Regions from separate parts of the Homo sapiens genome. Here region 2 is linked to region 1. The links are chromatin loops, found by intact Hi-C in ENCODE. Cell type or tissue: heart right ventricle. All regions are shown on one strand. Each heading gives the region's core, and the rest is flanking DNA. Links, peaks and the distances in the headings are about the cores only.

The links. Hi-C counts contacts between places; a loop is a spot of excess contacts. Peaks named below come from ENCODE experiments on the same cell type or tissue, not always from the same donor. Only the 100,000 strongest peaks of a DNase experiment are listed, where the experiment ranks them.
Region 2: a loop joins it to region 1, with 3 times the contacts of the local background. A loop is called at or near these places in 28 of 110 quality-filtered maps.

What each region holds. Positions count from the first base shown.
Region 1 is chr4:57,091,057-57,096,441 of GRCh38, reverse strand. The region is part of intron 1 of IGFBP7 (insulin like growth factor binding protein 7); the gene reads left to right. Among named protein-coding and RNA genes, the nearest start is that of IGFBP7-AS1, 16 kb to the left of the region's middle. In heart right ventricle, for the core only: no CTCF peak of the experiment used is centred there; a DNase peak (open chromatin) is centred at 2,111; H3K27ac peaks cover 5,000 bases.
Region 2 is chr4:57,044,908-57,050,292 of GRCh38, reverse strand. All of the region lies in intron 1 of IGFBP7 (insulin like growth factor binding protein 7), which reads left to right. Among named protein-coding and RNA genes, the nearest start is that of IGFBP7-AS1, 62 kb to the left of the region's middle. In heart right ventricle, for the core only: no CTCF peak of the experiment used is centred there; no DNase peak of the experiment used is centred there; H3K27ac peaks cover 5,000 bases.

The DNA of each region.
Region 1 (5,385 bases), core at 72-5,071:
TTAATGTCCAGCCCCAGTTCAGAACTATTGTTCTAAAAAGACTTCAAGTCACTTTTTGGGATGCTTCATTCCTTTGGGATAATCATAATAATAATAGGCCAGTTTTTGCTCAGTTTATCCAGCATCTAGTGTTTTGCAACGGGGGACTTTGAGAAGATCTAGTGTGCCATGGGAAGTGTAAGCCCTAGAAAACATGATCACCCAATGTAGTGCAGGCAGCATAAATGGTTTGGCTACTTCTTATCTTTTTGGCTATTTCAGAGCTCTTATTTGAATCAGACAGAACGGAAATATGTCAGTTTTGTTGGTATTTTAAAAATGTATCCCAAAACACTCAGAAAAGTATTCACCTAAAGCCACATGATCCAATCTTTCTATTATTTCACTAGAACATACGCTCCATTAGCCCAGTGCTTTTTATCTATTTGTTCACTACTGAATCTCCAATGTCTAAACCGTCCTTGGGATACGGTAGGCACTTAATAGATTCTTGTTGCAAAATGAATGCATAATTAAGAGTGGATTTATTATGTGCCCTGTTGGAAAGGGGAACCTTCACACTGATGGAAGCCCACCTCTGTCATCTATCTGGAATCTCTGATAGGGAGAGGCGGCTCTGCTCAGCTTATTGGTCCCCCAGCTTAGGGGAGTATCTCTTGTCACTTGGCTGAGGCCTTTCCGATGGGCATCTTCTCAAATTATCCCTTATAGTTACTCTCTATTGTCACAAAATCTCTGAGACTGACAGCAGTGTTCCGTTCCATTTTATCATCTCCCCTCTAATCATTTCCCAGGCAATGGGTATGGGGATTGTGCAGCCTTGAGAAATCTACTTAACCTCTCTGAGCATCAGTTTTCTCATCTGTAAAGTGAAGATACTACCGACCTCACAAGGCGGTTGTGAGAGTTACATGACTTAATGTATTTTAAGTTCTTAGCACAGTGTTTGGCCCACAATTGGCCTTTAATAAAGGTTAATCTTAGTCTACCTTGCCCTTCAGTTAAACAGTAGCAGAGGAAGGCATAAGTACAATACATTCTCATTATTCACTGAAGTTTTGTTCTAGTAAGTCACCACAAGCACTGAATTAGCAAATACTGAACCACTGCTTCTGGGAGCAATTCAGTTAGGTTCCTGCAAGCCTCCAATCACATTTTTATCAACTGATCAATATGTCATTTTGTTTTATGTGTGATTCTGTTTAAAGGCACGTTATTTAATATAAATTACGATTCATTAACATTGAACTCATGGCCAACAGCAAGCACTGCAGCTCAAGCCAGAATGAAGCTTGTCTAACACCCGTATTTTCCATAAGGCATATCACAGCCTGCTTGCTCATAAGGAATGACTAGACAGCACTTCAGCACAAAGTTTGGGGCCATTTTAGACAGCTGAGTCACCATCAGAAAGCACAAAAATACAAAAAGAAGTGGCACCACACAGACTGTAGGAGGGGTGCTTGTTTGATAGTGTGACAGCTGAAACTAGAAGCCAGAGTGGTGCCTTGTTCCACCTCAGTGGGGACCCCGTGACTCAAATGTTTGCTGCTCTGTGCATGTCTGCAAATGATTTGATTTGGGGGAGGCAATTACACTTTAGCAAGTAGGTGAATTTGCAAATATGGCATCCACAAATAGTGAGGATTGACAGTGTTTGGAAATGGTCAAGGGTTCAGCAACAAGCATTAGAGAACTACCAAGGATTCCGAGGGCAGAACCCAAGTGTGGGTGACGCTTCCTTTATATGCCTCAAAGCATAAAACGTCATTCAGGGCACAGAGCAGTATTTAGGAAATAATTCTTGGATGACTCTTGATGCAGTTTAACAAACACGTAAACTAGCCTTGTTTTGACTATCCCATGATGAGCCTGTTTTTGCCCTGCACCCTCCTACAAGATGTTAGTGAGAAGTGTAGAGTTCATTAAGTTTTCATAGGAGTGGCAGGAAGGTTTTGTGGGAGGCTTCTCCTCCCATTTCTCTGCACAGCCTTCCCACCAGCTACAGAGCATCCCACGTGGCCCTTACTTCACATGGAGCCACCCTCAAAGGCACTGTCCTGTCCACACCCTCCCCACAACCACGCCTGTCATCTCTCTCCCAGTTTCCACTTGGCAAGTAGGCTCTGTCCCTGGCTCTGTGGAGTGCACCCATCTTTTAGCTCAGGACACAAGGTTACTTGGATCCTCACTATCACTGAAAGTGGAAAATTATAATAATTCCATCACTCACATCCAGTGCCTGCTTTTTGTAAATGATGTGCTGGGTGCCAGATGGAAATTTGCCCCAGGAGAAAGACTGCCCCTGCTCTAAGGAGCTTAGAAACCTGCAGTCCATCCTGGTGGAAGAAAGAAGAGGGAGTTAGACTCAATATAAGAGAGTCCCTGTGTAAGCCAAGCCAATAAAATGCACAGGAACAAAGAATGCACACACACACCCCTCAACCCTTCATTTTTAATTATTGGAAGCATATTTTCTGGGCAATTTCTACTGGAAGGGGAAAAAATGAACAAAGGTACATTTACATCTGTGGCCTGTGAATACATTATAATTTGCAGACTCTATGAGCTTATACATAATGTAACTATGGCTAGAGGTGTGGTAGTACATAAATGAATTAGTTATTACTTTGCCCAAAGTGACATTCCAGAGTGCAGATGAGTGAATCTTATGTTTGCTTAGACTTGAGCTAAGGAGAGAATATTGATCCAAAAGAATCTTAAAGATTGTATTTAAATACCTTAGTAAATGCTAAGGAAAAAATATGCAGTAAATTCACTTCACTCTACCTAGCTCCCTGGCAAATGTGTAAAAAAAAAATTTAATAGGTGCAATGACCTATTGATGAGAATACTGTTTGGCAGTTAGTCTCTAACAATTGTCAGAAGTTTCACTTTTTGGACAAACCACAGTGGATTTTAAATTCTTTTTTTTTTTTTTTGAGACAGAGTCTTGCTCTGTTGCCCAGGCTGGAGTGCAGAGGTGTGATCTCCGCTCACTGCAACCTCTACCTCCCAGGTTCAAGCGATTCTCCCGCCTCAGCCTCCTGAGTAACTGGGACTACAGGTGCCTACCACCACACCCAGCTAATTTTGTATTTTTACTAGAGATAGGGTTTCACCATGTTGGCCAGGCTGATTTCAAACTCCTGACCTCAAGTGATCCGCCCGCCTCGGTCTCCCAAAGTGCTGGGATTATAGGCGTGAGCCACTGCGCCCAGCCTGGATTTTAAATTCTAAACTTACATATCCTTGTTAATTAAACTTTAGCTGCTGTGCAGCTTCAGTGTGTCCTGGGAATGTAAGCTAATTTCATTTTATTTTCACTAAAGATCTTTTTTGTTATTAAACACTAACAGTGGAAATTTGTAGAATTCATTGAAATCAAAGACAGTCATTGTTAATATTTTGTATTCCATTCTAGTTTTTTTCTAGGCTCATATGACATTATTTTGATCATACTAACCATATGTATTTATATCTTGTTTTTCATTTAGCAAGTAGGTGAATTTGCAAATGTGGAGTCCATATATTTGCAAATTTTAAATTTATAACTAATATTTTCCATGTACTTAAATATTTTATAAATTTTATTTATAAATCTATATTTGTAATAATTTGAATGAACCATAATTTACTCGTTTTTCTGTCATAAATAACCTTTTAATTCACATCTTTAGACACAAAGATCTTTCTTCTGAGTTATTTCTTTATAATAGATCCCAAATTGGAATTACCAATAAAATGATATGAAGATTTATATATATATATATAAATTTTTATGTATTGACATTAGTGATTCCAGCTTAACAGCCTCTTCTAAACAATTCAGACACATTATCTCCTAAAAACAAAAGCCCAAAAGCAAAACATTTCAATAATACAATAGAAATTACTTGTTAATTATCATTAGATTTGTATTGTGACTGCTCATCTTCAATGGCATAGAGACCATTGAGAGTTGTACCTGCATCCTAGTTTCTATTTATAAAATTTGCAGTTACTAGCCATAAAACCAGGGACCCTGCCTGTTACCTAGTTTGCATCTAATATTACCAGGAATCATGGTTTCTATCTCAGATCATGAAGAGTTATTCCAGCAAGAACAGAAAGGATATGTGTACTATAATAGTTTTCTTTTTTTAAGTTCAATTTGATCAATCAAATATTTCAAAATAACAGGGAGAAGGAAAGAATATTCCTTTGTACATAATTGAATTGAGGTTCATAAAAAGCATCCGCATTCTTACTAGAGCAGCTTGAAAATGTTTGTTGTAAGGGCAGCCACCCATCTGAGATGTAAACGGGAAAAACTTTGTGAAATTTGGAGGTTTTGTCTTTAAGATTTTTTTTCACAGAAGAAAAGAAAAGGTCTCTACTATTCTATTTGACTACAGTCAATGGCATACCTCCAGGTTGAATCTCAGCAGCTCTTTAAATGCAACTTCCCTGCATAATACTGAGACCATGATTTGACCGCTTGTTTCACTTCAGTTTCTGATATGTGCTGTTATTCTCCTCCTGTGAGGGACAGCCTGTTTCCTGCTCCACTTATTAAAACTAGAAAAGAATTTACTTACAACATTTTTACCACACGTGCCCTTGGAGCTCTCCTTGGGTCCTTAAGAGGGCTGGCAAAGCCTTGTTTCTCTTTTTCTCAAGCCCTTTAATCTCCAGCACATTCAGCAACAATTGTCCTTTGTAAGGCAGGTATTCCTGTTAATACAGTAAACAGTGCTGAGAATACATGTATAAAATGGAAAAGCTGCATGTGATTTTCAGGCAGAATTATTCCCGTATTCGACTGGGAGATAGGAACAGTAACAGCACAGTGCATTTTCTAAGAATTTTCACATATGTTCATATGCATATCACCTTTTTTAATCCTCACAATAACCCTGTGGTAAAGTATTATCCTCACATTGTATTAATAAATTAGGCAACCAAGATTCAGTGTGTTTGAGTGTCCAAGCAGAGCCACTGCTAATGGGAATTGAATGAAGCTGGAATGAGGAATCCAGGTGAGTTGGTGTGTACACGGACACACACACATGTACCCACATTTCAATCCAAAGGAAGCTAAAATTGAGTGTCAGAAGCAGTTAAACATAAATATGCTTCACTCACTCATTCATTCATTCATGGTTCTTCCATTCCTAATCTTGTATCTCCTACATTAAATTCCCTGCATAGTTAATACTCTGCATTTCCACAGTCTCCAGTTACTCTGGTCATTACCAGTATGTGGAAGTGCATATGCTTTTGCCTGTTTTGTTCAACCGTGTGTGTGTTTTTGAAGAAACACATCCAGAGACTCTAAGGCTTTGTTTTGGTAAATTAAAGCAACTTAAATTCCAGGTGTTGGCAGTGGCAGTTGTCTAACAT
Region 2 (5,385 bases), core at 185-5,184, 46 kb after region 1:
TGCCTGAGCGAAAGAGCGAAACTCTGTCTCAAAAAAAAAAAAAAAAACTTAAATAAAAATAAAATAAATGTTCAGTGAGAACCATAATGTGAATAGTATAACCCAGCATGATTTTGGTGTGAGGATAATTGATAATCATTTTCTTCCAGCAGACCTACCCATCTCGGTGGGATTTGCTTCAAGTGATGTATATTCAAATTAATTTGCATCTCCTGGTCATATACTAATTGGTTGGTGAGTGGTTAGTAGCCAAGAAACACTGCTTATGGCAAGAGAAAGTCAAGTGAAAGATTAAAGAAAATCATGATTAATAATCTGCCAGCTGATAAATAAGATAGTTATAACACCACTTTGGTGAGGTGTACGCTTTTGGCCATGTGTACACTGGTGCATTTTCAAGACAGTGGCTATCTTTTCACTTCTGTTTGGCTAATCATGTTATGTTGTTCTGAAGTTACTGCTGCCCTATACCCACTTCACACAGCCTGAGCTCTGTCTCCTTCCAATGAACATGAAGATCTTTTGATTCCGTAGTTCCTGGTTCTGTTCTGATTCCGACAGGATGCTGGCATCCTCAATTAGGCCAGCTAAGGAAAGCATTAGAAAACAGTGATGCACTACACTCTGTGGAACTTACCGAAACCAACAGGATTTTAGAGAAGAAATAAGGGGGAGCCTGAAGCTGTCAGGCCGCAAAAAATGTCAAAGAGAAATGAAACTTCAGTCTTAGAATGTCAAATAAAGTGTGATAAGAAATAAGAGGAGGGAAGATATTCCAAGTAGGTAAGGGCATCAGCATAAGCAAAGGTGCTGGAAGGGGTAATGAACATGTAATGGTGGGTGAGCAGGACTGCTGGGAGCAGACAGTGAGTTTGGGTAGAAATGACATAGAAGAGTGAATTGGTAAAAATGGAAGAGATGATGGGCAAATGAGAAAGCAACGAAGCAAAAAATATATAGTACAATATGATATTGGAGGACAGAAATGATTATTGGGGGTAATTTGACTTTTGACCATTTCCCAGGCTTAATTCAAGTATATTTAGCTTTCAAACATGACTTCTCCTAATATCTTCTACACAGCTCTTTCAGATGAAAAAAAAATTGGCTAACTGGGTAAAGGGTGATACCTTTATAAGCTCTATTTTTTTAATCCCTGAGGAAGTGAACCATGTTATGAGTCACATACATCGTGTTTAGGTAGGTGAGGAAATGCATTGAACTGATTTGCAGAGAATGAGAGCTCCAGACCCAGACAGTGAGACTTCAGAACTTCATAAATGTCAAAGCATCTTTGACATCTATGTCCCAGCTCTAGGACACATTCATGATAGGTTCACTTACTTCCAAACCCAAAGAGGATATTCTTAGACACTTCCTAGTTTCTTCATCTTGTAAAAGTGGTTAAGTGGCTTGTCCAAGGTCTTTTGGCTATAAATTGTAGACAAGGATTCAGAGCCAAGTGTTCTGTCCCCAAGAATGCTTTTGTCTCTTTTTTTTAAATAGTAACATCATGAGGACATCTCAGGTCATGGCTGGGGAGTGCTTTGTGCTCTGTAAGGGACTAGGAAATTGTTCACATACTTCTTCAATATTGTTCCTGCTGTGCTTTTTATAGGATAACACATTTTAACTCTGTCCTCACTACCAAGACTTTATATAAAATCAGCTGGAATGAATTGCTGGTCAAATTCAAAATTAATTTCATGTCAAAGTCTTTTCCTCATGATATTTGTGTGTTTTGTGAGAACTGCCTTTCTTAAATTCTTCTGAACCAACTCATAATACTCCAAATTTAAATCCATCCATCTATAAAACTACCTTTTCTGTATCAGTAGTACTTTTTCAGAACATACCTATTTCTAGATTATAATCAAATATTCTTAAAATAATCTGGTAGTCTGTGAGTCCTTTGTCTAGAACTTAATTAAAAGTGGCAAAGGAGGCCGGGTGCTGTTGCTCACTCCTGTAATCCCAGTACTTTGGGAGGCCGAGGCAGGTGGATCACGAGGTCAGGAGATCGAGACCATCCTGGGTAACACGGTCACCCCGTCTCTACTAAAAATACAAAAAGTTAGCCGGGAGTGGTGGTGGATGCCTGTAGTCCCAGCTACTTGGGAGGCTGAGGCAGGAGAATGGCGTGAGCCCAGGATGTGGAGCTTGCAGTGAGCCGAGATGGCACCACTGCACTCCACACTGGGCGACAGAGCAAGACTCCGTCTCAAAAAAAAAAAGGGGGGCGGAGGGGGGCAAAGGAGAAGCCAGGCATGGTGACTTACACCTATAATCCCAGCACTTTGAGAGGCCGAGGCAGGCAGGTTGCCTGAGCTCAGGAGTTCAAGACCAGCCTGGCCAACATGGCAAGACCCCATATCTAAAAAAATACAAAATTTAGCCAGGCGTGGTGGCACACACCTGCAGTCCTAGCTATTTGGGAAGCTGAGGTGGGAGGATTGTTTGGGCCCAGGAGATTGAGGCTGCAGTGAGCCATGTTCGCACCACTGTGCTCCAGCCTGAGTGACAGAGAAGACCCAGTCTCTAAAAAGAAAAAATGTAGCAAAGGAGGAGTATGCAGACTTAGGTGGAGATTCTGCAGGAGACTTCTAAGTACTTTTAAGGTGATATGATTCATTAAATTGAATTTTAATTTACTTTATTTTTAATGTTTATTTTTTATTTGCATAAACTTATGGAGTACAAATGTAATTTTGTTCCAAGGATGTATTTCATAGTAGTGAATTTTTGTTTTCTTCCAAGGTTAGAACTTTCTTCTTCCTTGCTATAACTTCCTTCAGGATCTGGCTATCTTTCTTCATTTTTTCTTTCTTCTCCTTCTCCTTCACCTCCTCTGTATTAGACTGTTCTTATGCTGCTAATAAATACATACCCGAGACTGAGTAACTTATAAGAAAAAGATGGTTAATGGACTCACAGCTCCATGAGGCTGGGGAGGCCTCACAATCATGGTGGAAGGCGAAGGAGGAGCAAAGTCACATCTTACATGGCAGCAGGCAGGACAGCATGTGCAGGGGAACTGCCCTTTATGAAACCATCAGATCTCATGAGACTTAGTCGCTATTACGAGAACAGCACAGGAAAAACCTGTCCCCATGATTCAATTACCTTCCACCGCGTACCCCCCAACCCATGACACATGGGAATTATGGGAGCTACAATTTGAGATTTGGGTGGGGACACAGTCAAACCATATCATCCTCTCTCCCTTCTTTCCCTTCAAGGAATGTTCAAAAAGAAGAGACCCTCTAAGGAATGATCAAAAGGAAGAGACACTCTAAAGTTACTGAGCGAGAGTTATAAAAAATAGGGAAGGCAAGAAAATGAATTTAGAGGGTTGAGAAGGATCTAAAGAGATTGAATGAGAATTAATTGAGTGTGTAAGGTAAAAGGAAAGTGGGGTAGCCTGGTTTGGGTACAGTCATCTGGATAGAAAAATGTAGGTAGTCCACCTTGGGTGGACATCTCTTTACATCAGGCAGCACTGCAGATGACTTGGTTGCTTTCTGGAGTTGCCGAGGGTGGGTACAAGGCAGAGGGAGGCAGCGCACAGTCATTTATTCTATGAACAGGATGTTTGCTAGACAGATGTTTGAGCAGTCTGGAGCTCTTAATGGAACAAGGGCAAGGATAAATAAATAATTGGACCTATCCTGATGTTTGTCCCTATACATTTAAGAATTCTGTGACCTGTTTTAAACGGAATCCAAACACTGAGTATGAGTTAGATGATAATGTTGTTATTACCCTTGACCTGGCCTTGAGGACTGATTTTGAGCTTTCTGTATGAGAAAATTAGCTCAGAGTGACCTAAAAATTTCTTTATTCTTAAAAACAGAAATAAATTCTCGATCTGCCTTGCCCTTCTTGGAAGAAAGGTAGAGTGGAAAGAGTTAGAAGTTATTTGGTACAGAGTCATTGAGTACAGTGCTCTCCTGAGGTAGAACAGAACTGTCAGGGATTGAATTGCAGGACAGACCTGCAATTCAAGATGATTGTTGGCAGTGAAATTGCTGATCAATGGAATGTGTGGGATGATAGTTCTTGAGAGTCGGGGAGGAGAGTGCAGCATTGTTGGGGCTGGCATTGTATCCACCGAAAACATTTTCAGCATCTCTTCTCTTCTATACAAGACTTGTCCTCTTGGTGTCCCTGTGGGTCACCATTAAGTCGCTTGCTTATTCTTTCTCACCATGTATCTTCATTTACCTTTCTCTAAAACTTCTGTAATTTGCTTTTATCAAGAGATTTTGGTCGCGTGCAGTGGCTCACACCTGTAATCCCAGCACTTTGGGAGACTGAGGTGGGCAGATCACCTGAGGTCAGGGGTTCAAGACCAGCCTGGCCAACATGGTGAAACCCCATCTCTACTAAAAATACAAAAATTAGCCAGGCATGGTGGCGAGCACCTGTAATTCCAGCTACTTGGGAGGCTGAGGCAGGAGGATCGCTTGAACCCACGAGGCAGAGGTTGCAGTGAGCCGAGATCACACCATTGCACCCTGGGCAACAAGTGCAAAACTCCATCTAAAAAAAAAAAAAAGGAGTTTTTCCATTCCCTCTGCATATTCTGGGGGAATTTCCAGACCAGGTAAGTGGTAAAGAACCAATCAGAGCTTAGTAAATAGGTATCCTACTGGGTATCAGCTCTGAAGAAAGTACTGGAAAGAATGTTGAATCCCTACAGATTCTTCCAACACAGGAAGTCACGTGGAGGCCAACCCGCCTCCATGTACTCTAAGAGGTCTGTTTGGTCCCTTGAATATTACACTAATAATTTATTGATGTGACTTTCCTTTGCAAGAGACTGCATCTCAAAACCAAAAGGCCGTTCTGTAGCCTTATTTCTTAGCACTTTCCAGTTTACGTATTGTTTGTTAAACTTTTCATTGTGTTAGTAAACCCAGCATTTGTTCAAGGATATTTGAAATAGTCAAAGGTTTTTGTAAATGTTGTGCAGCAAACTGGTCCTAACAGCCCCTCCTCTGCCCTTCCACTACATCACCCCAGCAGGAGTCAGTGGATATTATAGATTTTTGTGGTATGGAAGTCTTGTAGAATTCTAGAAATAGCCTGGTGGCAGGATTGACAAAATCATTTACATTCTTAGAATAATCCAAATGTTGACTCAGCCTGTTTACCTAAGGTATTCCAAGCATTGGGAGAGAGAAATAGGAACCCATGATATGATTTGTCCTAATATTGAATCCCCTGACGATGGCTGTCATTCAAAGTATTCCTGGGTTCAGGTATTTTTAAAGAATTCATGGCTGGGCACTGTTGCTAACACCCATAATCCCAGTACTTTGGGAGGCTGAAGTAAGAGGATTACTTGAGCCCACGAGTTTGAGACCAGCCTAGTCAACATAG